Linked DNA regions of Homo sapiens: region 1 is linked to region 2. Evidence: chromatin loops called from intact Hi-C (ENCODE). Cell type or tissue: spleen. All regions are shown on one strand. Each heading gives the region's core, and the rest is flanking DNA. Links, peaks and the distances in the headings are about the cores only. Region 1 overlaps ASXL1 (ASXL transcriptional regulator 1). Region 2 overlaps ASXL1 (ASXL transcriptional regulator 1).

Region 1 (16,427 bases), core at 4,873-12,872, 54 kb before region 2:
AGTGTCTTGCCTATGATAATGGACAGGAAGACACCAGTTATTTTATTTTATTTTTATTTTATTTTATTTTATTTTAATTTTATTTTGTGTTGTGTTGTGTTATCTTTGAGATGGAGTCTCACTGTATCACCCAGGCTGGAGTGCAGTGGCGCAATCTCGGCTCACTGTAACCTCTGCCTCCCGGGTTGAAGTGATCCTCCTGCCTCAGCCTCTTGAGTAGCTGGGATTATATGCGTGAGCCACCACACCCGACTAATTTTTTGTATTTTTAGTAGAGACAGGGTTTTACCATGTTGGCCAGGCTGGTCTTGAACTCCTTACCTCAGGTGATCCACCCACCGCAGCCCCCCAAAGTGTTGGGATTACAGGCGTGAGCCACCACACCCAGCTGACACCAGTTATTTAACTCACATTTCTCTGTTTTCCTTTTAAAGGTAGTAGTGACACCTTTGAAATCTTTTGGCATTTTCTTTGCCTGTTCTCCCTTATGTGTTAAGGATAAGCTTACGTGCAGAATGGCTTGTTAAGTTTTTTCTCCTCCGTACTTGGAAATCTCATCTGGTGGGACATTAGGGTCAGAATTTTGTATATTATATATTATATATCTATCATGATATATATAATGTATTTTATATATTATATATTATATAAATATCATGATAGATATATAATATATAATTATATGTTATATATTTTATATTTATAAAATAAAAATAAAAAATTGCAATTATTTTCAAATAGTAAAACCACGTAGATAAAATATAATTCTGGCCAGGCACGTGGCTCATGCCTGTAATCCCAGCACTTTGGGAGGCTAAGGTGGGTGGATCACCTGAGGTCAGGTGATATAATATACAACAGATATAATATGTCTATTATATATTATATATAATGTTATATAGATATCTATATTATATATAATATATTAATAGATATATTAATATAATATATATTATATATTATACAGATATCTATAAATATATTATATATAATATATTATAGATATATCTATGTATATTATATCACCTGACGTCAGGTGATCCACCCACCTTAGCCTCGCAAAGTGCTGGGATTACAGGCGTGAGCCACGTGCCTGGCCAGAATTATATTTTATCTACGTGGTTTTACTATTTGAAAATAATTGCAATTTTTTATTTTATTTTTTGGTTCTGGAAACATTTGTGTGGACTTACCTATGATTGTCAGGTTTACTGATTTGCTGGAGATTTTTTGGGCATGACAAAGGGTTTCTTCTTTGATAAAAGTTTTTCTGGGTAATGTGATGGTACAGGTTGAGTATCCTTTATCTGAAATGCTTGAGACATGAAGTGTTTTGGATTTGAGAATTTTTAGCATCTTGGAATATTTACCACATACATAGTAAGGTACCTTGAGGATGGGGCCCAAGTCTAAACACAGAATTCATTTGTGTTTCATATTTATCTTATATGCATGAAACAAAGTTGTTTGTTTTCTTTTTTTTTTGAGACGGAGTCTCACTCTGTCGCCCAGGCTGGAGTGCAATGGCATGGTCTTGGCTCACTGCAACCTCCGCCTCCCAGGTCCAAGCGATTCTCTTACCTCAGCCTCCTGCGTAGCTGGGATTACAGACATGAGGCACCATGCCCGGCAAATTTTTGTATTTTTAGTAGAGATGGGGTTTCACCATGTTGGCCAGGCTGGTCTCAAACCCCTGACCTGAAGTGATCTGCCTGCCTCAGCCTCCCAAAGTCCTGGGATTACAGGTGTGAACCACCGCACCTGGCCCCAAAATAAAGTTTTGACTCTGTGTGTGTGTGTGTGTGTGTGTGTGTGTGTTTTGGAGACAGAGTCTCACTCTGTCGCCCAGGCTGGAGTGCAGTGGCATGATCACAGCTCACTGCAACCTTAGCTTCCTGGGCTCAAATGATCCTCCCACTTTAGCCTCCCAGGTAGTTGGGACTACAGGTGCGTGCCACTGTGGCTGAGTAATTTGTGTGTGTGTGTGTGTGTGTGTGTGTGTGTGTGTGTTTTAATAGAGATGGGGCTTTGCCATGTTGCCCAGCCTGGCTCTTGACCTCTTGGGCTCAAGCCATCTGCCCACCTTGACCTCCCAAAGTGCTAGGATTATAGGCGTGAACCACCATGCCCAGCCTTTGACTGTGTTTTGATGGCAACCCATCACGTGAGGTCAGGTGTAGAAATTTCCATTTTTGGCGTCAGGTTGGCACTCCAAAGGTTTCAGATTGTGGAGCTCCTTGGAGTTTTGGATTAGGGATGCTCAGCCTGTACATTTGACAGTTTATTTACAGATGCTTGCATCAGTGCTTGGAGCTAGTCCTCAGTGGTGGGATAGGTGAAAATTATCTCTACTTTGAGTTCTTGATTTGAATTCTTTTTTCTTAAGCTTTTCCTAAAGTCATGTGTCAGTGTTGATTATTGCCCGGTTAGAGGTAGGATTTGTATTGTTTTTTTACACTTGGAATTTCCTGTTGTCATAAGATCACTGTGAACTCCCTTGTAGTGTTGTACATTCTTAGGACTTTCATGCTGAAATACTATGCTTTTATAAAATGGTTGTTGTGTCTTTGCTGAGTTTAAATAGGGTCCAGGCCAGGCATGGTGGCTCATGCTTACCCTGTCTCAAAAAAAAAACACCCTCAACTAAATATAGTTAAATAGGCCAGGCTCGGTGGCTCATGCCTGTAATCCCAGCACTTTGGGAGGCGGAGGCGGGCGGATCACCTGAGGTCAGGAGTTCGAGACCAGCCTGGCTAACACGGCGAAGCCCTGTCTCTATTAAAAATAAAAAAAAAACCTAGCCAGGTGTGGTGGTGAACGCCTGTAGTCCCAGCTACTCGGGAGGCTGAGGCAGGAGAATCACTTGAACCCAGAGACAGAGTGAGACTCTGTCTCTCACACACACACACACACAGATAAATAAATTGGGTTCATAAATGGTGATTCCAGCACTCACTGTCAGGTATAACTTCAGTCTTTTTTTTTTTTTTTTTTTTTTTTTTTTTTTTTTTTTTTTTGAGACAGAGTCTCCTTCTGTCACCCAGGCTGGAGAGCAGTGGTGTAGTCTCAGCTCATTGCAACCTCCACCTTCTAGGTTCAAGCAGTTCTTCTGCCTTAGCCTCCCAGGTAGCTGGGATTACAGGTGCAGACCACCACGCCCAACTAATTTATTTATTTATTATTATTATTATTATTATTTTTTAGTAGAGATGGAGTTTTGCCATGTTGGTCAGGCTGACTTTGAACTCCTGACTTCATGTGATCCACCTGCCTTGGCCTCCCAAAGTGCTGGGATTACAGGTGTGAGCCACTGTGTCCAGCCAACATTATTCACTTTTGTTGTTACATAAGATGTCACGGCCAGGCATGGTGGGTCACGCCTGTAATCCCAGCACTTTGGGAGGCTGAGGTGTGTGGATCACCTGAGGTCAGGAGTTTGAGACCAGCCTGGCCAACCTGGTGAAACCCCGTCTGTACTAAAAATATGAAAATTAGCTGGGATTACAGGCGGGCACCTGTAATCCCAGCTACTAGGGAGGCTGAGGCAGGAGAATCACTTGAACCCGGGAGGCAGAGGTTGCAGTGAGCTGAGATCGTGCCATTGCACTCCAGCCTGGGTGACAGAGCAAGACTGCGTCTCAAAAAAAGAAAAAAATAAAAAAGATGTCAGTTATGGCTATTTGTACTTTATTATACTTCATGTGATGATATATGGTTCAGCATCAGGGTCTTTTTTCAGTTAAGTTCAGTTGAACCCTTTTCCTGTTTAGAATATTTTTTAAAAGTATAAAAAAACTTAATAAAAGAAATGGATGGCTGGGCATGGTGGCTCACCCCTGTAATCCCAGCACTTTGGTAGGCTGAGGCGGGCAGATCACCTGAGGTCAGGAGTTCAAGACCAGCCTGGCCAACACAGTGAAACTCCATCTCTACTAAAAATACAAAAATTAGCTGGGCGTGGTGGCGGCCGCCTGTAATCCCAGCCACTTGGGAGGCTGAGGCAGGAGAATCCCTTGAACCCGGGAGGCGGAGATTGCAATGAGCCTATTGCGCAACTGCACTGTAGCCTGGGCGACAAGAAGGAGACTCCGTCCCTCCCATAAAAAAAAGAAATAGATGACTACATTTAAAATATCTTCCATTTAAATCCATAGTTTACAAATAAAGGAAAAAGCAGTGGAGGAAGAGAGTGAGATAATTACTTCATTTTTACAATGTTAAATAATTACAATTAAAATTTTTGTGTACAATTCCACATTTAATAGCAATTTGCAAATGCCTTATTGCCAGGTGTGGTGTCTTACGCCTGTAATCCCAGTACTTTGGGAGCCCAAGGTGGGAGAATTGCTTGAGCCCTGGAATTCGAGACCAGCCTGGGCAACATAGCGAAACTTTTGTCTCTACAAGAAATAAAATTAGCCAGGTGTGGTAGCCTGCATCTGTAGTTGGAGGTACTGGGGGAGCTGACGTGAGAGGATTGCTTGAGCCCAGGAGGTTGAGGCTGCAGCTGACATCAAGCCACTAGACTCTATCCTGGGCGACTAATTGAGACCCTGTCTCAACGAACAAAGAAACAAAAAAAACCCAAATGATTTACTTACCATTAAATACCAAGAAAAGAATGACTGGAGTAAGCTTAGATTTAGATACAACAAAATCATGGAGCTTATCATTTGAAAGGCATTTTTGACTTTTCATAGGTGTGTAGCAAGCAAAGTGGTCCTTTTGAAAAATGCAAGTCACATCATGTCACTTTTCTGCTTGGCCTTTGCCTACTTCTCGAATGGTTCTCCTAGCACATTCTAACTGGTCATTATTCATTGTGTTTCAGCCATTCTGGCCTTCAACCTATTTCTCAAACACCCCAATCTTGGGTATACTTTAGGGCCCTTGCATTTGCTAGCTCATTTACCTGGAAAATTCTGCGGTAACTTCTTGCACATAATAGGTGCTAATAAATATTGGCTGCATGCAACCAAAAAAGCTGGCTTCGGTAGTAGAAGTAGTAGAAGAGAACATTACCAAAGTCCTTTTTTTTGAGACAAGATTTCCCTCTGTTATTTAGGCTGAGTGCAGTGGTGCCATCACGGCTCACTGCAGCCTTGACTTCTTGGACTCAAATGATCCTCCCACCTCAGCCTCCTGAGAAGCTGGGACCACAGGTGTGTGTCACCATGCCTGGCCAATTTTTTTATTTGTAGAGAAGAGGTCTTACTGTGTTGCCCAGAATGGTGTCAAACTCCTGGGCTCAAGTGATCCACCTGCCTCAGCCTCCCAAAATGCTGAGATTATAGGTGTGAGCCACTGGTCCAGCCTCTTACCAAAATCTTTTTTTTTTTTTTTTTTTGAGACGGAGTCTCGCTGTGTCGCCCAGGCTGGAGTGCAGTGGCGGGATCTCGGCTCACTGCAAGCTCCGCCTCCCGGGTTCACACCATTCTCCTGCCTCAGCCTCCTGAGTAGCTGGGACTACAGGCGCCTGCTACCACGCCCGGCTAATTTTTTATATTTTTAGTAGAGACGGGGTTTCACCATGTTGGCCAGGATGGTCTCGATCTTTTGACCTCGTGATCCACCCACCTCGGCCTCCCAAAGTGCTGGGATTACAGGCATGAGCTACCGCGCCTGGCCGCCTCTTATCAAAATCTTAAACTTGTTAATTCTTGTATCTCACCTTGCTTTTATATCAGTTTTTGTTATAGAATGTGCTTTCTTTTTAGGTTATTTTTCTTCTGCTCAGCAAGTTAACTTTGAAGAATCTTTTTTTTCTTGCCTTTTTTTTTTTTTTTTGAGACAGAATTTTGGTTTTGTTGCCCAGGCTGGAGTGCAATGGCGCGATCTCAGCTAACGGCAACCTCCACTTCCCGGGTTCAAGTGATTCTCCTGCCCCAGCCTCCCGAGTAGCTGGGATTACAGGCATGAGGCCACCAGGCCTGGCTATTTTTATTTTTTATTTTTTATTTTTATTTTTTACTAGAGACAGTGTTTTTCCATGTTGGTCAGGCTGGTCTTGAATTCTCGTCCTCAGGTGATCCACCCGCCTTGACCTCCCGAAGTCCTGGGATTACAGGTGTGAGCCAGCGCACCCGGCCTCTTGCCCTCTTTAGAGCAGTTCTACATAAATCTGTGGAATAATCTGCTGACGTTAGAAATAAACCTTTCTCAGGGTGTGGCCATAATCTGGTTCGTTGTAATTGCTGAAGGAAAAAACTGAACCCTTAGGAACAGTTTAAACATTCTAGGTGGTTTTTAGATATATTATTCCTGTTAGAGTTTTGAACTTTGATCATCTTGTTAGAAAAAAGAGGCCAGGCACTGTGCCTCATACCTGTAATCCCAGCATTTTGGAGGCTGAGTCGTCAGGAAGTCACTTGAGCCCAGGAGTTTGGTACCAGCCTGGGCAACATATGGAGACCTCGTCTCTACAAAAAAAAAAAAAAAAAAACAAAACCTGTTAGCCAGGCGTGGTGGCTCATGCCTGTGTTCCCAGCTACTCAGGAGGCTGAGATGGAAGGATTGCTTGAGCCTGGGAAGTTGCGACTGCAGTGAGCTGTGATTGTGCCACTGCACTCCAGCCTGGGCAACAGAGTAAGACCCTGTCTCAAAAAAAATGAATTTTTGCATTCATTTAAAAATGAATGGTAGCAACATTTTAGATAATAACTTATGTAGTCTGTGTGAATCTCATCAAATATATGTGATTTTTAATGCTTGGAATCCTAGAATTTTAGTGAGGGAGGAGCTCTCAAGTTATCTAATTTACTGTCATTTTACAGATAAAAACTAAACTTCTGATAGATGAAAGGATTTATACCATACATCTATATGATAATTGCATATGGCTGAGTTGAGGTTAGAACCCAGGACCCAATCTTTGATTTGATTTCTTTTCATTATGCCAATTTAGAATAAAATTTTTTCTCTTGGTTTTCTGACCTTTGGCCACTTCATCTTTTGAAGGATCTTGTAAGTTCCTTGATATTTCTCAAAATGTCAGTTTTATTCTCTTCAATGAAAGTTCTTGTTAGGTGAAAGTAGCCTTTCATATCCTTAAATGTGAACCTGTTCCTTAGGCTGGAGTTTTTGTACTCTCCATTATATTGGCATTTATAGTTGTTGGTTTTCTTTTTTTTTTTTCTTTTGAGACGGAGTCTGTCTCTGTCGCCCAGGCTAGAGTGCAGTGGCGCGATCTCGGCTCACTGCAAGCTCTGCCTCCCGGGTTCACGCCATTCTCCTGCCTCAGCCTCCTGAGTAGCTGGGACTATAGGCGCCCGCCACCATGCCCGGCTAATTTTTTTGTATTTTTAATAGAGACGGGGTTTCACTGTGTTTGCCAGGATGGTCTCCATCTCCTGACCTTGTGATCCTCCCGCCTCGGCCTCCCACAAGTGCTGGGATTACAGGCGTGAGCCACTGCACCCGGCCAGTTGTTGGTTTTCTTTTCTGTGCCAGATTGAGTGATATATGGTGGTACTAAGAGCACTGGAATAGGAGTCAAGGACTGAGGTACAGCATAGCACCTCATGTATTACTTGGTATCTCCACTTGTCTCTAACACTGAAGAGGTATAATTGGTTGTTTAAAAACTGTGGGTGTAAAACGCTAGTATCCCATGAAATGGAACTGCAGAATATAAGTGGATGACTCTGAAACTGCTTTTGAAACAAGCATGAGGGCTCAGTTTCTCCATCTCTCGTGGGCTCCACCATCACTGTCTGACATCCTGATCTCCTAAGGCATCTTTCCTCCATCCCAGAGCTCTGTTGAAAATCTCTTGGGCTAAAAACCAGTACAGACCTTCTGATACTCACGTTCTAGCCTTTTTAGATTGTTGTGTGTGAAGAGTAAGTCAGCTGTGGATATTTTTCTTTCCTATTTTGTGAGGCATTTGGTATTTACTGGAGGCTGCCTGTTTTGTTGCAAACCTTGTTCCACTGTGTACTATAGGAGGTCTGCTCAGAAAGCCTAGTTAGTAGAGCAGTACCATTTGCTTTGGTCAATTGTAGCAGCAGTCTGTTTTTTTTTTTTTTTTTTTTTTTTTTGAGACAGAGTCTTGCTGTGTTGCTCAGGCTGGAGTGCAGTGGTGTGATCTTTGCTCACTGCAACCTCCGCCTCCTGGGTTCAAGCGATTCTCCTGCCTTGGCCTCCCAAGTGGGATTGCAGGTGTGTGCCACCATGCCCGGCTAATTCTGTATTTTTAATAGAGATGGGGTTTCACCCCCAGGCTGGTCTTAAACTCCTAACCTCAAGTGATCCACTTGCTTCGGCCTCCCAAAGTGCTAGGATTACAGGTGTGAGCCACCGTGCCCGGCCAGCAATCTGGTTTTAAAGGAGGCTTTGACCCCTCATTTGGTAAAAGGTTCCTTCTTTGACTAATTCCCAAAGGACATCTCGATCTGTCTTCAAAAGAAGGGGTATTCCGTTGTCAGTATTCCTAGCTAGCTCTGGGAGAAGAGAGAACTTGATTGTTTTCAGGGCCCTGGTCAGAGTCTGGTTTTATGCCCAAGGGATGAACTGCCTTTTGTCCTTCTACCTCCTGAAGTTCAGAGCCCTGTGAAAATGAAGTGGTAAAGGTCAAGTAGCAGTAGTTTGAAAAGCACCAGCACTGGGACGATTTTGTGGTAGCCTAGCAGAGTGGGCAGGATGCTTACTTCAGAGGTGCTAAAGATGTATTTTTTTTTGGAACAAGAAGGTTATAAATGTTTCTATTAAGTTTGATTTTAAAGCATGAGGGTTCTGGGAAAATGAGAAGATTGTACATACTCTAGGCTTCCTTGGGACTGCATTTGAAAAAAAAAAAACTTTTCTTTGGGTCAGCCAGTATGAAAACTGCATTTGATCTCAATCCTTCAGATCAGGCTTTTGGGGAGAGTTAGTTGAAGAATTTGTTTAGTCTAAGAAAGTTGCTTCTAGCTTAGCTAAATCTGGAAGAAAAAATGGAACCTGATGTTTGAGTGCTAACTGTATTCCAGACAGACGTTATACTCCTTATATTGGTCCTTTTGAAGCATAAATATGTTTCCAAGTCCTATAATAATGAGGAAATTGCCTGTGAGAGTTTAAGTAAATTGTACAAAGTAACACTTTTGGTTCAGAGATTTGTTTTTAATACAGAGAGGACAGGTTAGGAACTTTGAAGCTTCAGCTAAATGAGTCAGTTCTCAAATGTTTGAGAAGCATGCTCAAGGATCTGGAGGAATAGCTTAATTAATTTGTACATCATGAGAGGAGTAGGGAGCAAAAATATGTATAATTTCTTCTGAATGATGCTGTCTTTTTTGATGCAGTGGTGCTAAATGGGCTTTGCTTGTATGATACTTCTTAAATGCATTAGCTAATTATTTTGTTTTAGTCTTCTTTTTTGAAATACAGATGACTCTTTGAGCTGGTTTTCTTTGGAAAGTTATCTGTCCTGACAATTCTACTTCTAAAACTTCAACTTTTTTTTTTTAGTCTTCATTTCCATTGCCACCACCCTATCCTAAATTATCCCGTTATGCTGGATACTGAAATAGCTTCTGCCTGGTCTACTTACTTTCACTTCGCCCCCTTACGATCCAGTGCTTTGCTCCTTTTAATCCAGTGGCCAGAGGGATTTTTTTCAAAACATAATTTGATTATAACAGATCTATGTTTGATACTTATCCATGGTTTCCCATGGCAGTTGCAGAAAAATCCAAACCTTGTTTGGCCACACTGCCCTTCTTTCAGTAATTTGAATTCCTTAAGCTTTTTCCAGTTTCAGGATTTCCCATTTTGAACTCTTTCTCCTCCACTTTTTCCTGGCCACAGGTTTCAAGAGCTGACAACTTACCTCAGTTCTTAAGAGGATCCTTCATTTATCTCTAAATTGGATTTTCCTGTGTCCAAACCTTACTTGTTATCACAAGTTTATAATTATTTGGGTGATTGTTTGATGTGTCTCTCCTGACTGGGCCTTAGGGGCAGAGAATCTGTATTATTTTGTTCTTGTTTATATCCCTAGGAGCTCTTATGGTAGGTATTCAATAAATGTTTGTTGAATAAAGGCAGTGGAAAAACACATAGAAGAGGTGCTGTGGCAGCAGTTCTCAGTGCCAACAGTTGAATTGGTTTACAATAGTAATTTTTAGTGTCAACAAGGAGATGTGTAGTATGGAATGTTTATTAGCAAGATCTTTTTCTCATGGAATGGAATGTTTGAAAACCTCCAAAGTGTAAGTTTTTTTTTTTCTCAAAAGAAAACAGTCATATTTGGGGTTACTTTTTTTTTTGAGACAGAGTCTTGTTCTGTTGCCCAGGCTGGAGTGCAGTGGCATGATCCCGGCTCACTGCAACCTCCACCTCCCGAGTTTAAGTAATTCTCATGCCTTAGCCACTGGAATAGCTGGGATTACAGGTGTGTGCCACCATGCCCAGCTGTTTTTTGTATAATTATTAGAGATGGGGTTTCGCCATGTTGACCAGGCTGGTCTCAAGCTCCTGGCCTCAAGTGATCTGCCAGCCTTGGCCTCCCAAAGTGCTGGGATTACAGATGAGAGCCACCGTGCCCGGCCCATTGTTACTTCTGAAATCGAAATCAAATGCCATATTGATTCCTGATCTTTTGTGTATGACCTCTCTCTCTCTTTTTTTTTTTTTTTTGCTACCTCTCCCCGAAAGTTTTTAGGATCTTTTTTTCCACGATTATGTACCTTGATGTGGGTCTTTTCTCGCCCTTTGTGCTATTAGGTCTAGCAACTCATGTGTCTCAGGTCTGGGAAATGATTTTACAGTTTTTCCAGCTGGTGCGTAACTAGCTGTTTGTTCTGATACTGTCAGTATTTAACTTTATGTTAGAAACATTTCATAATGCAAATGAAAAATTTAAGCCAGGTGCAGTGGCTCATGCACTTTGTGAGGCTGAGGTGGGAGGAACACTTGAGGTCAGGAGTTCAAAACCAGCCTGGCCAACATGGTGAAACCCCTTCTACTAAAAAAACAAAAAAACAAAAATTAACTGGGCATGGTTGTGCACCCCCATAATCCCAGTTACTCAGGAGGCTGAGGTACGAGAATCACTGGAACTGGGAGACAGGTTTCAGTGAGCCGAGACTGAGACAGAGCAAGACCCTGTCTCAAAATATAAATAAAATACATAAAAAATTTAATATTATGTATATAATATCCAGCCCAGGCTTTTCTATTTGTCATGCCCTGTTTCTTTCACATCATAGCCTTACTCAGATGCCTGCTGATCCTTGATTGAGGTGTGATGCTTGAGAGTCAGGCTCTTAAATACTACTGGCGAATTCAGTGCATTGTGGTTTTGTGACTTCACTTGTCTCTTACAGAAGTGGGGAAGTGGTTTTTACTTCGATGCATGGTTCTGAAGTAGAGATGTCTATCTCCTGATGCACACTTTAAATAATCCCCATGTTTTCCACTCCATACTCCATCCTTGTCTGGTTTAAGCTCTTAGCCTGTCTGCAGTTCAGGGGATGAATCTGCTTGGTTCTTTTCAGCATCTCCCTCTGCAACGCTTAGATCTCATCTTCCTTTGCTTTGCTAACTATTCTCTTTGCTTCTCCATTTGTTTCTCTGTCATTGATGACTTCCAAGTTATATCCCCATCCTGGATATTCCTTTTGAACGTCAGACTCATATATTCAGTTACCTCCTCAGTATCTCTATTCGGATATCTAATGGCATCTCAAAATTAACATGTGCAAAACCAACCTGTTCCACCCTTGTGTTGGCTGTATAAATTAGTGGGAACTCCATTTTTTAAGTTGCTTAAATCAGAAACCTGGGAGTCATCAATTTTGGAGTCTGTCCCTTTGCTCTTGTGGCACATGTAATCACGAATAAATCCTGTTGGCTCTATCTTCAGAATATATCTCATTTTATCACTCTCTCTGCCACCAGAGTGGTTTAAGCCACCTTCATCTCTTAGGTTATTTTAGTAGCTTCCTAACTGGTCTCCTTCCTTCCATTCTTGCCACCTTCCTCAACACCGAAGATATATTTTATTTATTTATTTATTTATTTTGAGACAGAGTCTTGCTCTGTCACCCCAGCTGGAATGCGGTGGCTTGATCTTGGCTCACTGCAACCTCTGTCTTCCAGGCTTAAGCAATTCTCCTGCCTCAGCCTCCCGAGTAGCTGGGGCTGCAGGCATGCACCACCATGCCTGGCTAATTTTTGTATTTTTTAGTAGAGATGGAGTTTCACCATGTTGGCCAGGCTGGTCTCGAACTCCTGACCTCAGGTCATCTGCCCGCCTCAGCCTCCCAAAGTGTTGGGATTACAGGCGTCAGCCACCATGCTTGGCCAAATTTTTTATTCCTTTGGGTAAAGAGATGTATTTTATTTCCTTTAATTTGGTAATATAGTGAGTTATGTTAATAGATTCTTTTTTTCCAGTGCTCAAGCATCCTTGCATTCCTAGGATAAATGGTACTTCAACATGATTTTCCTTTTAAATATACATTGCTGGATTTAGGTTATAAATTATTGAGAATTTTTGCATCTGTATTTACAAGTGTTACATTCTAATTTCAGGCCTTTTCCAGTTTTATTATCAAAACAAGCTGTGCTGTTTTTCCTCTCTTGATTCTCAGTAGTAGTCTCTTTAAGATAGTGATTATTCATTCTTTTTGGTAGATCATGCCTATAAGACCTGGGCATGTATGTTTTTATTGTGGGAATATATTGTTTTTACTTTCCTTGTTATGAAATATATAATTTATTTTAAAATATGTATATACAGAGTTTGTGTTCCTTTAAAGAATAATAGCTAAAAATAAATTGCACGCCCCCACATCCAACCATCGTCAAACAAAACATCTTTTACACTCTATTTTATTTATTTATTTTCCCCCACCCCTCTAGAGTATACACCCTTTTGGAGCCTCTGAGCATTTTCCTTTCCCTCACTGCTTTAGAAACCTCTATTCAGATTTTTCATATTAATGATTCTTTTGCTTTTAACCCACATGTGTTACTGAAGTTTAAGTCCTAAATAATAATTTTTCCTGCTTTAAAATATATTTTTATGTCAATGAAATCATACTGGTGGATGTATTTTCTCTGATTTGCTGCTTTTGCCTCTCATTTCTGAGCTTGATCTATGTTGGTGCATTTATAGAAATACTTCATATTTTCTGCTGTGTATCATCTTATGCTATCAACGTGCCATATGATTTACCTGTTCTTAGCATGTATTTGGGTTGTTTCTGGTTCTTGCTGTAACAAACAGCTGCATTTAGTGCTTGTGTATGTGTCTCCTGATGCATGTGTGCATTCACTTCTCTGGGGTGTATATGTTGCTGGGAATGGGACTGAGTATTGTGAGTGTATAATAGTATCTTGTTTTTGTTTTTTTTCCCTCTCAGTTTATGGCATAATTTACGTACAGTAAAATTTACCACCGCCCCCCTGCCCCGCCTTTTTCTTTTTCTGAAACAGAGTCTCGCTCTGTTGTCCAGGCTGGAGTGCAGTGGCACAATCTCGGCTCACTGCAACCTTTACTTACTGGGTTCAAGCGATTCTCCTGCCTCAGCCTCACAAGTAGTTGGGATTACAGGTGCCTGCCAGGCTAATTTTGTAGAGACAGGGTTTCACCATGTTGGCCAGGCTGGTCTCAAACTCCTTACCTCAGGTGATCCACCCACCTTGGCCTCCCCAAGTGTTGGGATTAGAGGTATGAGCCACCACGCCCAGCCAAATTCACCCTTTTTAGTGTACAAGTATACAGCTTTGTGAGAGTTTGATTTCTTTAGTTCAAATTTGTTTTAAAGTTATATTTGGTATTTTAACAGTGCTATTTAAATATATGCCATATATGGCTTGAATGCAATTATCCTAGTACAGATGGTCCTTGACTTATGATGTTTTTGTGTCCCTGTAAGCCCACCTTAAGTTGAAAATATTAAGTTGAAAATGCATTTAATATGACTAACCTGCTGTAAATCCTAACTTAGCCTACCTTAAATGCACTTAGAACACTTAAATTAGTTTACAGTGGGCAAATCATCAAACACAAAGCCTATTTGTAATAAAGTGTTGAATATCTTATATAATTTATTGAATACTAAAGTGAAAAACAATAGTTGTATGAGTAGTCAGAGTATGGCTTCTCTTCAATGCATATCACTTTCATATACCATCGTAAACTCAAAAAATCATAAGTCAGGGTATGCTGTATATTTTATTGGTGCTAACATACTTCCATTTTAAAATACAGGAAATTCACCTTTTTTTGTGTATAGTCTTGTAAGTTTTGACAGATCTATATACAGATATGTAATCCCCACCCATGATTCTTTTTTAATTTAAAAAAATATATTTTTGAGACAGTCTCACTGTCACCCAGGCTGGAATGCAGTGGCATGATCGTAGCTCACTGCAGCCTCAAACTCCTGGCCTTAAGTGCTCCTCCTGCCTCAGCCTCCCAAAGTGCTAGGATTACAGGAATGAGCCAGTGTGCCCTGCCACCACCATAATTAAGATCCAGAACAGTTTCATCATCCCAGAAACTTTCCCTGTATCCTTTTGTAGTCAGCTTCTTTTTTCACCCCCAGCTCCTGGTGACCACTGATTTGTTCTCTGTCCTTGCAGTACTGTCTTTTCCAGAATGCCATATAAATTGAATCCTACATTATATAACACTTTGAGTCTGGCGTCTTTTACTTAGTGTGAAGTATTTGAGATTTATTTGTCTTGTGATGTGTATTAGCAATTTATTTCTTTTTTCTTTTTTTTCTTTTTGGAGACAAGGTCTTGCTCTGTCACCCAGGCTGAAGTGCAGCGGCACGATCATAGTTCACTGCAGGCTTAAACTCAAGCAATCCTCCCACTTCAGCCTCCTGAGTAGCTGGGACTGCAGGCGCACACCACCATGTTCAGCTAATTTTTTTTTTTTCTTGGTAGAGACAGGATCTCACTCTGTTGCCCAGGCTGATTTCAAACTCCTGGCCTCAAGGAATCCTCCCACCTATGCCTCTCAAAGTGCTGGGATTACAGGTGTGAACCATTACAGTTGGCTAGCAGTTTATTTCTGTATATTGCAGGATAGTATCTCATTGTATAGATGTACCACATTTTGCGTATTCATTCTTCAGTTGATAGACATTTGGACTACTTCCTCCTTTTGGCTGCTGTGAGTAATGCTGCTGTGAATAAATATTTGTGTGTAAGTTTCTATGTGGACATACAGTTTCATTATTCTTGGGTAGATAAACCTTGGAGTAATTGCTGGGTTGGGTGGTAATTTCTGTTTAACTTTTAAAGAAATAGCTAAGCTGTTTTCCAAAGTGGCTTCACCATCTTAAATTCAAGTTTTTGTTTTCGTTGTATTTGAGGCAGAGCTTTACTCTCTTGCCCAGGCTGGAGTGCAATGGCAAGATTATATTATAGCTCACTGCAGCCTCGATCTTCCAGGCTCAAGCGATCCTCTCACCTCAGCCTCCCAGGTAGCTGAGAGTACAGGTGTGTGTCACCATGCCTGGCTAAGTTTTGATTTTTAGTAGAGATAAGGTCTGGCTATGTTTCCCAGGCTGGTCTTGAACTTCTGAGCTCAAGCAGTCCTCCTGCCTTGGCCTCCCAAAGTGCTGGGATTGCAGGTGTGAGCCACCAAGCCCAGCCAAGGTTTTTGTGTTTTAGTAAAATTTCTGCTCTTCCTGGCAATACTTTTTTCTGAAATTTACTTTGATATTGATATAGTCACTCCAGTTCTTTTCAGTGCTTAGTTTTTGCATGGTATATTTTTTCCATCCTTTTGTGTTATACTGTCTGTTTCATTATATTTGTAGTTGGACCTTGATTTTTTTTTTTTCCCTAATTCTTTTACTTGGGATGCTTGGACCTAATGTGTGTCTAGTTTTTCCTAATGTGTCTTTTACTTGGGATGCTTGGACCATGTGTATTTAATTATTGATATGGTTGGGTTAAGTCCACCATCTAGCTATTTGTTATTTATTTATTTTTAGAGCCAAGGTCTTGCTGTGCCACCCAGGCTGGGGTGCTAGTGGCATGATCATGGCTCACTGAAGCCTCTAACTTCTGGGCTCAAGCAGTCATCTCACTGCAGTCTCCCGAGAAGCTGGGATTACAGGCGTGTGCCACCAAGCCTAGCTGATTTTTTTTTTTTTTTTCCGAGATGGAGATTTGCTCTTGTTGCCCACTCTGGAGTGCAGTGGCGCAATCTTGGCTCACCGCAGCCTCTGCCTCCTGGGTTCAAGCAATTCTCCTGCCTCAGTCTCCCGAGTAGCTGAGATTACAGGTGCCTGCCACCATGCCCAGCTAATTCTGTATTTTTAGTAGAGATGGGGTTTCACTATGTTGGCCAGGCTGATCTTGAACTCTTGACCTCGTGATCTGCCCGCCTCGGCCTCCCAAAGTGTTGGAAGGCCGAGGCGGGCAGATCACGCCTGTGCTGGGAGGCTGAGGCGGGTAGCCACTGCTCCCAG
Region 2 (16,427 bases), core at 731-8,730:
TCACACAGTCCCACCAGAAATTAAATTTAGAAGTGTGGCATATAACAGCCCTTGAGCAGAATCTTCTCTGAATGGTGTGTTATGGCGCCATTTTACTATGATGATTTCATTGTTTTAAGGAAATTATTTGATTCTGTATGCCATGACCCTTAAGCTACTAGAATCCTAGTTTTGCTTTACAGTCCCTAGGTCAGATCACCCAGTCAGTTAAAACTATTTTCTAATTCTTTTTTTGCAGATTCAACTTTCACGTATCAAACCACCCTGGGTGGTTAAAGGTCAGCCCACTTACCAGATATGCCCCCGGATCATCCCCACCACGGAGTCCTCCTGCCGGGGTTGGACTGGCGCCAGGACCCTCGCAGACATTAAAGCCCGTGCTCTGCAGGTCCGAGGGGCGAGAGGTCACCACTGCCATAGAGAGGCGGCCACCACTGCCATCGGAGGGGGGGGTGGCCCGGGTGGAGGTGGCGGCGGGGCCACCGATGAGGGAGGTGGCAGAGGCAGCAGCAGTGGTGATGGTGGTGAGGCCTGTGGCCACCCTGAGCCCAGGGGAGGCCCGAGCACCCCTGGAAAGTGTACGTCAGATCTACAGCGAACACAACTACTGCCGCCTTATCCTCTAAATGGGGAGCATACCCAGGCCGGAACTGCCATGTCCAGAGCTAGGAGAGAGGACCTGCCTTCTCTGAGAAAGGAGGAAAGCTGCCTACTACAGAGGGCTACAGTTGGACTCACAGATGGGCTAGGAGATGCCTCCCAACTCCCCGTTGCTCCCACTGGGGACCAGCCATGCCAGGCCTTGCCCCTACTGTCCTCCCAAACCTCAGTAGCTGAGAGATTAGTGGAGCAGCCTCAGTTGCATCCGGATGTTAGAACTGAATGTGAGTCTGGCACCACTTCCTGGGAAAGTGATGATGAGGAGCAAGGACCCACCGTTCCTGCAGACAATGGTCCCATTCCGTCTCTAGTGGGAGATGATACATTAGAGAAAGGAACTGGCCAAGCTCTTGACAGTCATCCCACTATGAAGGATCCTGTAAATGTGACCCCCAGTTCCACACCTGAATCCTCACCGACTGATTGCCTGCAGAACAGAGCATTTGATGACGAATTAGGGCTTGGTGGCTCATGCCCTCCTATGAGGGAAAGTGATACTAGACAAGAAAACTTGAAAACCAAGGCTCTCGTTTCTAACAGTTCTTTGCATTGGATACCCATCCCATCGAATGATGAGGTAGTGAAACAGCCCAAACCAGAATCCAGAGAACACATACCATCTGTTGAGCCCCAGGTTGGAGAGGAGTGGGAGAAAGCTGCTCCCACCCCTCCTGCATTGCCTGGGGATTTGACAGCTGAGGAGGGTCTAGATCCTCTTGACAGCCTTACTTCACTCTGGACTGTGCCATCTCGAGGAGGCAGTGACAGCAATGGCAGTTACTGTCAACAGGTGGACATTGAAAAGCTGAAAATCAACGGAGACTCTGAAGCACTGAGTCCTCACGGTGAGTCCACGGATACAGCCTCTGACTTTGAAGGTCACCTCACGGAGGACAGCAGTGAGGCTGACACTAGAGAAGCTGCAGTGACAAAGGGATCTTCGGTGGACAAGGATGAGAAACCCAATTGGAACCAATCTGCCCCACTGTCCAAGGTGAATGGTGACATGCGTCTGGTTACAAGGACAGATGGGATGGTTGCTCCTCAGAGCTGGGTGTCTCGAGTATGTGCGGTCCGCCAAAAGATCCCAGATTCCCTACTGCTGGCCAGTACTGAGTACCAGCCAAGAGCCGTGTGCCTGTCCATGCCTGGGTCCTCAGTGGAGGCCACTAACCCACTTGTGATGCAGTTGCTGCAGGGTAGCTTGCCCCTAGAGAAGGTTCTTCCACCAGCCCACGATGACAGCATGTCAGAATCCCCACAAGTACCACTTACAAAAGACCAGAGCCATGGCTCGCTACGCATGGGATCTTTACATGGTCTTGGAAAAAACAGTGGCATGGTTGATGGAAGCAGCCCCAGTTCTTTAAGGGCTTTGAAGGAGCCTCTTCTGCCAGATAGCTGTGAAACAGGCACTGGTCTTGCCAGGATTGAGGCCACCCAGGCTCCTGGAGCACCCCAAAAGAATTGCAAGGCAGTCCCAAGTTTTGACTCCCTCCATCCAGTGACAAATCCCATTACATCCTCTAGGAAACTGGAAGAAATGGATTCCAAAGAGCAGTTCTCTTCCTTTAGTTGTGAAGATCAGAAGGAAGTCCGTGCTATGTCACAGGACAGTAATTCAAATGCTGCTCCAGGAAAGAGCCCAGGAGATCTTACTACCTCGAGAACACCTCGTTTCTCATCTCCAAATGTGATCTCCTTTGGTCCAGAGCAGACAGGTCGGGCCCTGGGTGATCAGAGCAATGTTACAGGCCAAGGGAAGAAGCTTTTTGGCTCTGGGAATGTGGCTGCAACCCTTCAGCGCCCCAGGCCTGCGGACCCGATGCCTCTTCCTGCTGAGATCCCTCCAGTTTTTCCCAGTGGGAAGTTGGGACCAAGCACAAACTCCATGTCTGGTGGGGTACAGACTCCAAGGGAAGACTGGGCTCCAAAGCCACATGCCTTTGTTGGCAGCGTCAAGAATGAGAAGACTTTTGTGGGGGGTCCTCTTAAGGCAAATGCCGAGAACAGGAAAGCTACTGGGCATAGTCCCCTGGAACTGGTGGGTCACTTGGAAGGGATGCCCTTTGTCATGGACTTGCCCTTCTGGAAATTACCCCGAGAGCCAGGGAAGGGGCTCAGTGAGCCTCTGGAGCCTTCTTCTCTCCCCTCCCAACTCAGCATCAAGCAGGCATTTTATGGGAAGCTTTCTAAACTCCAACTGAGTTCCACCAGCTTTAATTATTCCTCTAGCTCTCCCACCTTTCCCAAAGGCCTTGCTGGAAGTGTGGTGCAGCTGAGCCACAAAGCAAACTTTGGTGCGAGCCACAGTGCATCACTTTCCTTGCAAATGTTCACTGACAGCAGCACGGTGGAAAGCATCTCGCTCCAGTGTGCGTGCAGCCTGAAAGCCATGATCATGTGCCAAGGCTGCGGTGCGTTCTGTCACGATGACTGTATTGGACCCTCAAAGCTCTGTGTATTGTGCCTTGTGGTGAGATAATAAATTATGGCCATGGGAAACATTGTATATTTAGTGTGTGTATTTTGATAATGATTGATCTTAAATCTGTATACAGAATATCATTGATATAATACTCTTTAGGCAGGAGCACTCTTGCCTTCCCCCAAAATTTACACTGCTAAAGCCCTCTGTCACTTGGCGACCCTTCTGGTCTTGCTGGAGGGGTTTCCTGGGTATAACCCATTGGGCTGCCCAAGGCCAGCCAGCCTGAGCTCTCCTGCAAGACAGAGCCTGATGTGGCACGGAGTGGGGTTGCGGGGGGTGGGGGGACTGCCTGACTCCCAGAGGGACTTGAAACTGAAGCAAGAAGGTTGCATTCTCCACCAAGGGAGTTAACCTACCTGAACTAAGTAGAAATGCCAGTCTTCCACTACCCCCTCCCTGCCATCTTTTCTTCTGCTACTTTGGGGAGTTGATGGCCAGGAAAGAAGCCAGCACAGGGTTAAAGTAACTCCTGGCATTGCCCACCAGGGGGCTGGTGCACCTGCTGACCTCAGGGTCACAGTTGAGTCATTTGCCAGTTGACGGAGCAAGTTTGACCTTGGTTCTGTTGCTGAAGCAAATTTGGAACTTTTCTGTCTCAGTGTGATCCACTAACCCACAGGATCATTTGGAACCTTGAATAGCTCTGCTTGGACAATGGGGTTGGGGAATAGGGTTGTCTTTCCTATGAAAATGCCATCTGTAGACCTTGTGAGTCAGCCGTCCAGATGTTTGCAGGTGAATTCCTCTGCTTGACATCCTCCCTGTCACTTTGGACCCTATGGGAGTGGGCATCTCCACGCACCTGTGTATGTGAAAGTCATTTTACATTTCAAAGCAGTGTGTGTTTCTTATTTTTATATTTTTAACTCTTTATTCTTGGATGTATAAAGTGAACTTTTTGGCTTCTGTAAGTATGCTCTATGCACCTCTAATGTTTTATCATGTATTTATATGTTGTACACAGTACTGGCTGATTCTGTAAATGGATGTATTGTACAGAGAACATGAACGTCTCTTCCTAATTTTACATCTTCAGCATCATTGCATTAAAGTGGTGTAATCTCCTTCTCTACATCTGTTGTCAGAGCCACTGAGTGCTGTGCTGCTCGACGTGAGGGTGAAATGATTGACTTGTGACCTGCCAGGTTGCCCGATGCCCTGTTGGGTCACCGGCTGGACCTGCTGCAGCCTGCAGAGCCACAGTCAGCCTGCCCACATGCCACCGAGCAAACGCATCTTGCTTTTCACATCTCTCCTCCTACAGCCTTAATGGCTGCTTGCTGCCATATGTGACAAATCACCACCACCAGTGTTAAGTGCTTCTGGATTCATGGGTGAGTTCCCTGGGCAGCCCCCAGGAAGGCCTTCCAGATCTGGCTCCAGGGTCACCACCTGTCACAGCAATACCTGGGACCATGCTCTCCTGGGACTGTGAGGCTCCTTTTGACGTACTTTTGACATCAGGCAGGTTTGGGAAGAAACAAAGCCATGCCTGCTCCTGCCTCTCTCCCAACATGTTTCCAGCAAGTAGATGCCCCTGTGTGTGTTTTCCCTTGCCTTGTTTCCTGCCTTATATCTTGTATTTCGACTTATTACAGAGTTGAGGGTTCTTGCTTAATTTAGATCAAGTATAAAATTTGTATGACTTCAAGTCTCATTTTATCTGAAAGGTTTTTTTCTCATTTAATCTGATGTGGCATTTTCGTCATCTGAAGCATGAGTGACAAGTTGGGAATGATGTGGTGATTTAGAATGCAGTATTGGCCAAGTCCAAGTTGTCAACTTAAGCGTCTGTTTACCAAAGACCGGGAACAGGGGCCCAAACATGTCCAGTCCTCTTCTTCCCTCTGCTGGAACCTTTGGGGACACTCAAGGGTACAGTTTGACACTGATCTGGTCCATGAGGCTGCCCAGAGAAAGCACTGCTTCTGTATGTCTCTTGTGGTATTGGAACAATAAACCCGTACAACCTGCAGTTGTGGTCTCAGTCATCTGTGGCTGCCTCGCTGGTGTGGGAAGGTCAGCTGGAGTGCTGAGCTGGAAGGGAAGGAGTAGACGCCAGCTCTCCTCACCTTGGCTCTGGAGCTACTCTTCTTATACTTGGAGCTCTTCTTTTGGGAGGTTAGTCCAAAAGGAATGACTTGGCAGCTTCACTGGTCTTTAGCCATTCATGACTTGGCGGACTTCACCACATAGACTGCAGTCAGCGTTCTACTGAGAGCAATGAGAATGTTTCCCCTTGGGAGTGCGAGTCACAAACTGTGACATCCCTCTGCAGCAACTCATCCAAACAGCTTCACTGAGGTTGAGGTTGCCAAGTGGCTTCCTAATGGTTAGTGGTCTTCTGTGGGAGGGTGACTAGCTCTAACCTTGGAAAACCTTAACCACAAGCACCTCTTTCTGTAGCCTCTGGTGGCAGTGAGAGGAAGGTGCTGGCCCAGGGTGGGGTGTCTGATGCTAGTTGCGTGAGCCTGAGTAGACGACGTGCTTCAGGGATTGACTTCTTGAGAAGTCCTCAGACGTCTCTAGAGTACGTAAATACATTGACTTTGTGCTTATCAGAAATAATTTTATTAGTATATAAATAAGCCAAAACAGCAAAATGATGGGAGTTTAAACATATATTCATTAATTTTTTCCTGTGAATTGGAGGAAAAACTTTGTGGTGGGATATCCTTTGGGGAGTTCAAGCTGCCATTTTGTATTGCTGCCGTTTGATCGACATGCAGTTTTGAGAATTGATGGTTCGGAGGCCCTGTAGTGACTGAGCAACTGCCTGCTGTTGGTGATATGTCCTTGTGTCACAGAATCCATTTGCCCACTTATGTCTGCAGGAGCTCAGAATGCATTACGGTCCCAGATCGGGACCTTCCAATGCCTGTTGCCTCTCCTCAGGGAGGCAGAATGGTGTAGTGAGTTCCTAGAGTATAGCCTCTGCGACGTGCCAGCTCTGTGTTCTTGGGCCATGTTATTTAACCAGGCTGCCAACTCTCATATATGAATGGGTGTAATAGTTCTTACTTCATGAGGTTGTTAGTGCCTGCCACCTAGGACATAATGACTATTAGTTCACAGCAGGCCAAGGCAATAATTGTTAGGTGAACTTATAGTAGAAATCTATACAGCTACTGCCAGCTACTTCACTCTTGCTCCAGAAAGGAGCTGTCAGGATGTAGGCCTTGTGCCCACTGCGCTGAGGGGTGATGCAGGCTGTGAAGTCACTTTGGACCCTGGCTTTTGGTCTCAGGCCACAGACCTGACCAAAGGTTGAGTGTAGTCCTGAGTTTAGACTGAATATTTGGTCAGGAAGGCTTATTTTGCTCATGGTCCAAAGGACAAGGGAAATAATGTTTCAGAATATAGGAAGAATGGTACTGGCCTGGCAAGGTGTCATTTATTTGCTATCCAGCCTGCTGTAAGACTGTGTTAGAGTGTGTGTGGGTATGTGTGCATGCTAAATAGAGCTGCCTGCATCCATCAGGGGTCTTGATGGCCAAAGCATCTGCCTGCCCTGTCTCCCTGAGAGGAGGGGACCCAGGCTGTGTTGCCCTCGTGTGGGTGTTGTTTGAAGCCATAGAAGTGGCAGGATGTGGAACTTTGGAGATTGCTCCAAAATTGGACAACACCCCTATGCTTCCTCTTGTCTCTGGTCAATTTGAAAGCCTAGAATGAACATCTCTACCGTAAGCCATAGACGAACGCCCTGTGAGAACAACAGTTGTCAGTGCTGTGTTACCTGATATGGGTGGGTCTTAACCTTTTTTTGGGAACTCTCCCCCCATGGAATGCACATACAAAGTTTTTTGGGGTTTTTTTGCAGACTCTCACTCTCTTCAGGCTGGAGTGCAGTGGCGTGATCATAGCTCACTGTAGCCTCGAACTCCTGAGCTCCAGTGGTCCTTCCACCTCATCCTCCCAAGTAGCTCAGGCTACAGGCACGTGCCACCATGCCCAGCTAATATTAAAATTTTTTGTAGAGACTGTTGCCCAGACTAGTCTTGAACTCCAGGCCTCAAGCGATCTTCCCGATCTTCCCGCCAGCACACCTGGCCTCACAAAGTTTTGCATACTGTGTCAGGATTTACCAGCTCCTTAGGCAGCTGGGGCCCTTTGTTTAAGAACCACTGGCTGAGAATAAACCTAATAAAATCTGTGTTTATACAAAAGATCAATTAAGGGAAGATAGGATTTTGCAGAGATTCTTCTTGCAAAGAAATGTAACTACTAAGCTTCCCTAGTGCATTTTAAGTTGGAAAAATAGCATATGCATGTTTTCCTATTTTTCATAAAGGGAGGTTTGCCTGTTTTGTCATTGAATACATTTTAGTTCACTCTTCTGAGGGGACATTCCCATTTGATGAAGTCTTTTATCCACTGTTAACAACAGTGGTGCGGAGCCCCCAAAGGAGCCAGACTAGAATAAGGGAGCACTTTTCTGCCCTCAGGCAATTTCTCCTGGGAATCTCAGTGCTCTGGTGGACTGCAGTATTTCCTGTGGAAGGAGGTAAGTGTTTGCAGGGCTGGCCAGCAGGCCAGCGGGGTCCATGTTCTGGAGCTGTTGTCACAGGTTGTGGGTTTCTAATAGTCTTAATAGTTTGAGGAGTCTCAGTGGTGATCATTTGAGGCAGGAGAAGGAATTTCCGTGGTATTAACTGAGGATTTGCTGCCCCTCAGCAAAAGGAAAGCGGCAAGGGAGGTGTCAAGGGCCATCGTCTTCTGGCTCTCAGTGAGTCTCAGCCCCAAAGTCATGCCCTTCTCCATTTTATGTATTTGGCTACTGCACAGACTTTCTATGAGAAAAAGGATTCTTATGTTATTTAAAAATCAAGGTTTTAATAACTGCCATAAATGTGTATACATATATATGTATATATGTATGTGTGTATATATGTGTATATGTATGTGTATATATGTGTATATGTATGTGTATATATGTGTGTATGTGTGTATGTATGTATATATATGTGTATATATGTATGTATATATGTGTGTGTATATATACACACACACGGAATTTTAGCAAATGTATGCTTTTAACATGCCTAAAGTTGTTTTTAAATCCATGATCATGTTGGTTCCCAGCCATATTCCTACCATTTTTCCTTAAAGCTTAACCTAAACCATATATATAGGATGAAAAAAAATTAGCACAAATAAGTATCTTTGGGAAAAGCAGCCCTTTTGTTTCCTTCAAGGTGGGATCCAGGGTTTTGCATAGAATGGAATGTGCAGCACTGAAGGTTCAGAACCAGGGATCATGTTTGCTCAGTTTTCCAAACTAGCACTTAGGGATTGTTATGGGAATTTGGTTTCAGTCAGTTGGCCATGTGCTAGGGTGAGAGGTTGTGGAAAAGCTACAAGTTTTTTGCTGGTCACTGAATTTCAGCAAGGCGTGTACCCCGTGTGCCTCTGTGTCTGCACGTGGCGGGTAAGGGAACTGAGATTTAAAACAGTGCATGAGAGTTCTGCCTGTGCTCAGCAACTGAAGGGCACCTGGGAAAGGTTCATTTCCTTCCCTTTCTAACAGATGAGGTGCTGGAATTACAGGTTTATTTGTTCTAGAAAATGTACTGAGGACCTTCTGTGTGCCATACTATTGGCTAGGAAAAGGTGGAATCTACTAGTAGAAAGATGTTTCGGTGCCCAACTAGATGAGGAAGGATGAGAAGTGGCAGGCGGTGCTGCTGTTGATAGGACACAGTGGAAGCAGAGCATTCGGTTTGTTGTTCAGTGTTTATTAAGTAGATTCAGTCTTATATATGATATACAGATTCAAAAGGAAAAGGATTCCACATACTTATGAAATCAGTGCATTTAGCAAGTAATACCATGGAGATAACAGCTCGATTAACAGCTCATTGGTCTTTTGTTAAGTGAGGGAGAGAGGGAGTCGGCCTGTGCTAGTCATTCCACAAACAAAACAGAATTTAGTCACATCACGTAGAGAAGACACATTCTAAGAATTAAAATATTAAGCCACATTTACTGGTAAAACTCACTATATAGAACACAAATAATTTTTATAGAGAGCATTGAGGAGGAAGTCCTCACCTGCTTAGAAGAGCCACGTTAAGTTGCATAGGTGCATATCTGTAAAAATATAATTTAGAGGTGAAGCCATTAATAGAGTCACCTTTAAAAGTTGGTGCCATCCACTGTTTGCCTTAAGTGCTTACTATCTGGAGCCCTGTGCCCCTCCCCGGAGGTGGGACCTCATGAAGGAGCTGCCCCCAGAGGAACCCTGAAGAAATGGCTTGTACTATCTGCACTGAAAGTCTTAAATCTCATCTCAGATATGGAACTCATGCTCTTCCAAAACATGTCTAAATTATGCCAGAGGACTAAAGACCTCTTGGGTTGTCCCTAAATCCTGGATGGCTTGATCCTGAAGGCAACATGAGTCATTCTGACCTTCCCACTCCCAGGCTGCCCAGGGAAGAACTACATTCATCCCACAGCTCTGCAGCAAAGTCCTGCCTTCCCTTTTCCTCTGTCCATGCAGTTACCCACCAGCAGCCAATAAGAGGTCTCTCTTCTGACTCCTGCTCCTAAATGGACCACATAATTGAGGCATATGGGCCATCTACCAGGTGGAAAGTGTTTTTCAGCCAATCTGAGTTCTACGTGGTATAGGTTTTTTGTTGTATTTTTAGGTGGAAACGTAGGTAAAAAGTGAGAGGTTTTTGTTTGTGGCTTTGCTAAGCAGATGAGCTTAGTGAGGTGCATCTTCCTCCTCAAGAGCAAGTCTTGCAGAACACACAGGGACTGGGGGCATCTGTACATGTAAACAGTACACTTTCACTGAGTCCAAAATTAGGAGCAAAAATACAAAGGTTCACATTGGTCTTAGGTAGATACAGGCGAAAAAGGATTGAGCTGTTTAGCTCAGAAACAACAAAAACAAAGTTTCTAAAGCACCACTAAATTATATAAAAATCAGACCATGGACGGATTGAAACTGGTATTCTGGTGAAATACTTTACTATTTTGTAAAAAGTTTTACAAAAAATTACAAATTAAAAGTATCAACCCTCTGAGTTCAAAGCAGCATTTTGAAAATGAACTGGTAGTTAATCCTGTAACCACCCTTAGAGTTGTAAGTGGCCCTTGGGAATAGGGATGGATGGGTTCCACCTGTTTGAAATCCTCGAAAACCCTCCTAACTCCCTGCCTGTCCCCCTCCCCGTCAGCACTGTCCTTGGGAATAAACTGTCCTTTGTAAGAGTGGTGACGGTAAAATGAATTTCAGATGGGTTACACACACTATCACTTGTCTACCTGATGATCCACCACTAAGACCAATGCCCACTTCTCTGATGCTACCCTTCTTGTGGGATTAGCCTCCTGCAAAGACTCTGGAATTGGAGTATCCTACTCTTGCATTTCCTTTTTAACTTAGGATCCCAAATGATCACTTTGTGCCCTGAGGCCCTTCAGAAGATTTTTAAATGGCTGTGGGACAAGGGCTTTGGGAGCTCCTTTTGGGAGAAGGCAGTCCCTCTGGTGAGGGTGAGACAGCAGTGAGCTTAGTTCATCAGAACCAGCTCTTTGGTGCCCTCCAAGTCGGGAGTAGGGGGAAGGGGTTGAAGCTGCATCTTTTAAAACAAAAGCAAAACAAGTTCCCTGACTGAGCCAGCTAAATGGAATCCTGTTTCCATGCAGAAACTTGCTCCTGATTCTGCCATCTCTAGGGCTTCAGGTGTAGTTTCACTGGAAAGGAGGAGCCCACCCAAGAGGTGGGGTCGACATGATGAAATCCATTGTCCTGGAGGGGCCTGGGAGGCCCAATGGACTTTAACAACATATTCTTTCCTTTCTCTTGAAAACACATTGAACCTACGCTCTTGCCGCAGTACTAAGGCAGGCTGGAGGGTGGTCAGTTCCAACAGCTTGAACTCAGAAAAACATGACTTCAAACTGTAGCTTATGCTGATCTTTAGATCTAATCCTTGTGTGGGTAGGGGGAGGGAGCCCCTTCCCCAGTCTTTCTCACTCCTGTCTGCCAAGAAATGCAAACGGTTCATGTCTAGCTTGGGTACTGCCTCTGGGAGGAGAAGTGACACGTTAAGTAACTGATACCAGGAATTCTAGGGTGGCGATTGTCTCTGCCAGGTTTTAACATTAAGATTTTCACAAATAATTGCCTGGGGTAACATTTTTGCAAAAGATCTTACTGATTACTTTGTAGTATTGTTCACACACAAAAATAAATATTTACACGAATTCAAATGTTGAGTAGTACTGAGCAGGTGGGGCCAGATGTGTGGATGGCTGGGGTGTGGGAGAGGCCTTGGGCACTGGAGGTTGTGCTGTGCTAAGGGTGAGTCTCAGGTGTCCTGGCCCTGACCAGAGGCCTGGGGATTGGTCAGATGGAAGGCAGAGGTGGTGTGGCTGGATGGGGTATTGGAGGCCACTTGAGAGATAACGACCACCCCCAACCTCTAGGGGCCGGAAGTAAGCACGGGGTGGGCACCCTACCTTTCAGAGTTCTGGACCTGAGGCAGGATGGGGCATCCTCACTGGTGCCCCCCCCATCCCTCCTTGGGGGGAGTCTGCCACAGTGCCGGGAGGCAGTGGCCACAGCTGCAACAGGCAATTGGCTGCAGAAAAGCTGGTTTGGGAAGGGGTGCCTGTTCTGGGAGCGAGTGGCTCTCCGTGGCCATCCTAGGATCCACTCGGCCCTGGCTCCCCTGGGGCCTCTCTGCTCTGAGGGAGGAAAGGCAACAGAGGGCTTCTGCCAGCTCTGGGCAGGGGCGGGCAGCAGAGAGCTGCTGTCATGGCTACGGAGTGTTGCACGGAGAGGCCCTGGGGGCCTGCTGAGGTCTGGGCGAGTCCCTGGTTTAGCAGCACTGGTAGGTATTGCACTGAGCAAGAGGAAGTGCCTATCAATCAATCAATCAGGGAGGAAGGAAACCAGGCCAGCTTTTTCTTTTTGCCCTTTTTCACACTCCAGGGATTATGGGTTTCTTCCAGGACCGGCCCCTCCGGAAGGGCTGGTCTTAGGAGAACCCAAGTGGCTCCTCCACTTCCACTGATCCCTTTACTCCAAACATGGCGCAAGGGGATGGGAGCTGCAGCCCGCCCTGGAGCTCACGGCTGCCTGATAGCCGGGGCTCACCCTGAAGAAGTGGCCCCTCTTGGCAGGAGTGAGTCTGAGGGGCCAGGCCTGTGCACAGAAGTTCAGACCTGGCTCCTGGGCAGCGGGGTGTGAGGGCAAGGGCCCTGCCAACCGGCTGCCATCTCCCAGCAGTCCGTCCTGTCAAGCAGCTGAGGGCCAGAGCTGGAGGGCTGCAGTGGCTGGTTAGGGACAGGACGCTCTCTGGGTTCCAGCTCCTGGACACCCAGTCTGGACTTACTTACCTCCCAGGCAGACACATTGTGTGGGGGAGTTGGGGTTACAGCTGTTCAGAACAGGCTCAGGGCACATCCTGGAAAAAGCCCACGCTGGAGTGTGAGGTAGAATACAGGTGACCATGGACTGGGGCTTCTGTAGAATGGGGTCGGGGTGCCTCTTTTGTTTTGCTTTGCCATGGGTGTGGGTGAGGTCCTCCTGCTTGGCGTTGCCTAGGGAGGTGCCTGGTGGTGTCCCTGTGGCAGCACTGGGATCTGCAACAGGATGGCCTGGCCAAGGGCTAGCGGCCACAGGGTGCACCAGGCATGCAGAGGAACAGCCAGCCTGGCACCTGTCCTGCCCCTACTGGCCCCAGCCCACATCAGTGTAGTGATATGGAATGTTAGGTATGGGGATACATCCTTCTGATCAGACAGACACAGACTAGCAATCTGTACAAACACAAAAGAATCCATTTTCAGAAAAATAAATTACTAAGGGGAGAGGAAGAAAGGGTCCACTTTGCTTTTCTCAATAAATATGCAATTCTGCTCACCTAAGACTTGAAAGGTAATTATCTGGGGGTGGGATTCTAACATCAGGGTCCACGAAGGTGATTCTAAACAGAGCTGCAGCCCCAGCGCCTTGTCAGGGGAGCCCCCAACCCTTCCAGAGCTGCCCCGTTGGCCTCTTCCAAGCAGGTCAGAGCACCCGTGTGGTGAGATTCCAAAAAAAAAAAAAAAAAAAAAAAAAAGTGTCCTTGTGCCCAAAGTCTCAGGTGCTTGGAGTGTGGCTAGAAACAGCTCTTTTGGATCCCACCTCTTTCAAAAACAAAATGTACCAACTGGTGAGGCAGGAAGCCAGGTCCAGGCTGGGACAGCCTCCTTCCCTAGGGCAGTGCGCTCCAGGTGCCGGTGGGGTCAGTTCTGCTGTAGGATGAGGTTTTCCAGTTCATCTGCAGAGCGCAGCAGGAAGGCAGCAGACTCCCGGTAGCCCGCGATGAGCTGCCGCACGGCGCTGATCTCCGTGGGGCTGAGCTGAGCGGTGGGCACGGGCCTGCTGGTGCTGGTGCTGGAGGGGGTGGGCGTGGGGGTGGTGGAGGTGGTAGAGGCCCCGCCTTTCATGCTGAGGTCCGTGGGCCCTGTGGAGAGGGAAGTAGGGTGAGAAGGGAGCAGCCACCCTGCCTGGCATCTGGGAGGTGTACCTTCCTTGGCACTGTCATAACCTATGGCCTAGTGCCCACTGTGAGTTGGGCACTGAAGTCCGTGGCTCTGGTCCATCTCCCTGATGGCTCTATCCCTAGTGCTTAGAATGGGCCTGCGGGCGACAGGGTTCTCAGAGAATCCTCAGGGTGATCTTGCAAGGATCCGGTTTTAGGTGAGGAAGAGGCGGCCTTGGGGCAAAGGAACTCCTAAGATCTGCCTCTCCTCAGTGTGGTGAGCAGAGCTTGGGAATGGGAAATACTACTTCCATTGAGGAACTGTGGGACAAGTGCTAAAAGAAAGCCTCTGCCAGTGTGCCTAAAGGAGCAGCACCCATCTGTGTGCTCTTCCCCAGCCCAGACACCGAGGCTGGAAGGGGAGATGGTGTGCAGGAGACTCTGCAGGTAGGCAGGGGCCCAACACACCTGAGAGATGCGTGTGGGGAAAGCCCAGGAGGAGCTGAGAGTCGAGCCACAAAAGGCCAGGAGAAGAAACATCTGTGTGCCCAGACAAGAAAGGGGCTTCTGTCCAGCTGGAGAGAGGCCAGCTGCCCTGGTTGTCTGGGGGGAGAGGTACAGGCCAGACTGGCCAGGCCATAACTGCACCCCCAGGAGGGACCATGGCAGCCAGTGGATGGAGGAAGGGGCTGGGTGTGTGAAGCCTCTTTCTGCTAAGCCTCAAGCACCTCGAATCCCCCCTCCTGGGAGGAGTCCTGTGCCTGAGTGAGGTGGAGGGTTCATGCTGCTAGGATACGAGGGAGTGTGGGCCGGAACCATCAGGACAAGACTCAGACTCGCTTCTGGAGAAACTGCCCGCCCTTTGTCCTCGGATGATGGCAAAGAGGGAGCCTGCCATCTTTCAAAACACACTAGGGGTGTGCGTGTTGGGGAGGGGACCGCCAGGCCCTGTCCTCTCTTGGCCTTTCCCAAGAAGCTCCTGGCTTTGGAGTCAGGCAAGTGTGGATTCAAGTCCTGCTCTGCTACTTCATTGGCAAATTCTTTAACTTCTCTGGGCCTCAGAGCCCTCATCTGCCAAAACTAGGCGGCTCCTGCGAGCAGAAGCTGAGATGCCGGCTGTGAAACACTCAGCACAGGCTGAGGCTCCTTCTCAGCCCACAGGAGGCCTGACTGCCTAGACTGGCCCAATAGGGAAGGGCTTCCAAAGAGGTTTCAGGGCTTTCTGAATGGGCTCCCAGGAGACCTGGAAGCTCCTGGAATTTGAAAAGCATTCTACAAGGTGTTCGGCAAGAAACAGCCAAAGAAGAGAGAATCTGGGCAGGTGCAGGCAGAGCTGCCGCTTCCCTGGGAAGCCTTCTCTGATGCAGCCAGGTCAGCTTCTCTGTTGTCTGCCCTCCCCCTGGAGTCCCTTCCCCACAGCTTTATCTTCCACGGGGGTGTGAGGCTCCCCCAGCTACCCTGAAAGTTCTGATGGTCACATTCTCTCATGATTGCATCTCCATGGCAGTTTTTATGCTGCTATGAAGAGAGATGGACAAGCTCTTGTCACGGGAGGTATCCAGACTGGAAGTAACATCTTGGGATAAACTATGGAAACCTGACTGCTGCTAAAAGGAAGCTGGTGCAGCCCCCAAATGGGGAAGGAAGCTGGAGTCTAAGATGGGACAGTTTGTCACATGGGGTTATTTCCTCTCCGGCCAGAGAATGTGGACACCAAGGAGGAGGTCCTAGGAACTATTTTCTAAATAGCGTCCTTGGAATTGAGAGTTAAGGAAACAGTTGAGTCTGTTAAAATCAAACACAGGGGGAAGGGGTTGGGGCTGTGTCTGGAAACAGCAGCCAAACAGGTGACTGACTCCCAGGGTGTTGTCACAATGCGGGACTGAGAAGCTTGGAACAGGAGTGCCTCTGCTAACTTCTGGATATTGCAGGGGATGGACCCAGAGGGATGCGGGGGAAGAGGGTCTGGTTCTCTCTAGGGTGGTTCTGGTCCCCTCTGCGTCATGCTTGGGAGTGGCCAGAGCCTCCTGGCATAGTCAACATGAGCAGTGGTCCCGGTTCCTTTCTTTTCTCCTCTCCCCAAGTGCTATCCTGTTCATGCCTGTGCTCAGAGCTTCCTCCCTTCTCTCCTGGGCTGTAGCTGAGGCTTGGAAAGGAGAAGGTCCCTGTTTCCTGCAGCTGATCTGATCTGGAGACACCCCCGTGTAGACTCTGGTTACAGCCAGATGCTCAGGTTGCCGAGGGACTGCCGTATGGTGGGTAGAGGGATAGGAGTGAGCATGAGTTACCCAGCACCCCAGGCAAGACAGGCCGAGCCTGATTCTATCTAAGCTGATTTGCATCTCCAGATGACAACATAATGAGCAAAGTGAGGAGCTCTGAGCCATTAATACGGCTGCCCGGCTGAGGTACCAAACTGATTGAACAATACTTGAAAGGCTGAGGCTGGGGAGGCCAGTGGGGCTGGGTGGCCCTGCAACCACGTGGCTGCCTGTTGTCTTCCTTCAACTGCTGGAGGATTTAAACAATGTTCTTCAAATGAGGTACTAGTGCTCAAGGACAGGGGCTGCCCCAGGCAAGGAGGTAAATGACCAGATTTCTGCGTCAGTGGCCTCCCCACCCACCATGAAGGAACCAGGGTATTCACAGATGGGAGACTGAGACCCCAGGATGCACAAGGGCAGAGCCAGCTGCCTCCCTGGAAGAATCATTCTCTGGCTGCTGTTTGTGCCTCTTGGGCAGGTGTGAACGGGCAGGCATGAAGCAGGCTCAGCCCTAATATGAGA

The links. A loop is a pair of places that touch in the nucleus more often than their neighbours do. Peaks named below come from ENCODE experiments on the same cell type or tissue, not always from the same donor. Only the 100,000 strongest peaks of a DNase experiment are listed, where the experiment ranks them.
Region 1: a loop joins it to region 2, with 2.1 times the contacts of the local background. A loop is called at or near these places in 8 of 110 quality-filtered maps.

Annotation. Positions count from the first base shown.
Region 1 is chr20:32,376,186-32,392,612 of GRCh38, forward strand. The region is part of intron 4 of ASXL1 (ASXL transcriptional regulator 1); the gene reads left to right. Among named protein-coding and RNA genes, the nearest start is that of ASXL1, 26 kb to the left of the region's middle. In spleen, for the core only: no CTCF peak of the experiment used is centred there; no DNase peak of the experiment used is centred there.
Region 2 is chr20:32,434,194-32,450,620 of GRCh38, forward strand. ASXL1 (ASXL transcriptional regulator 1) reads left to right here. Exons shown (of 13, transcript NM_015338.6): 13 at 239-5,126. The coding sequence ends at 3,145. NOL4L (nucleolar protein 4 like) reads right to left here. Exons shown (of 11, transcript NM_001256798.2): 11 at 8,866-13,623. The coding sequence ends at 13,403. Among named protein-coding and RNA genes, the nearest start is that of ASXL1, 84 kb to the left of the region's middle. RefSeq lists enhancers at 11,229-11,890, 13,803-14,304. In spleen, for the core only: no CTCF peak of the experiment used is centred there; DNase peaks (open chromatin) are centred at 4,468 and 5,218; H3K27ac peaks cover 711 bases.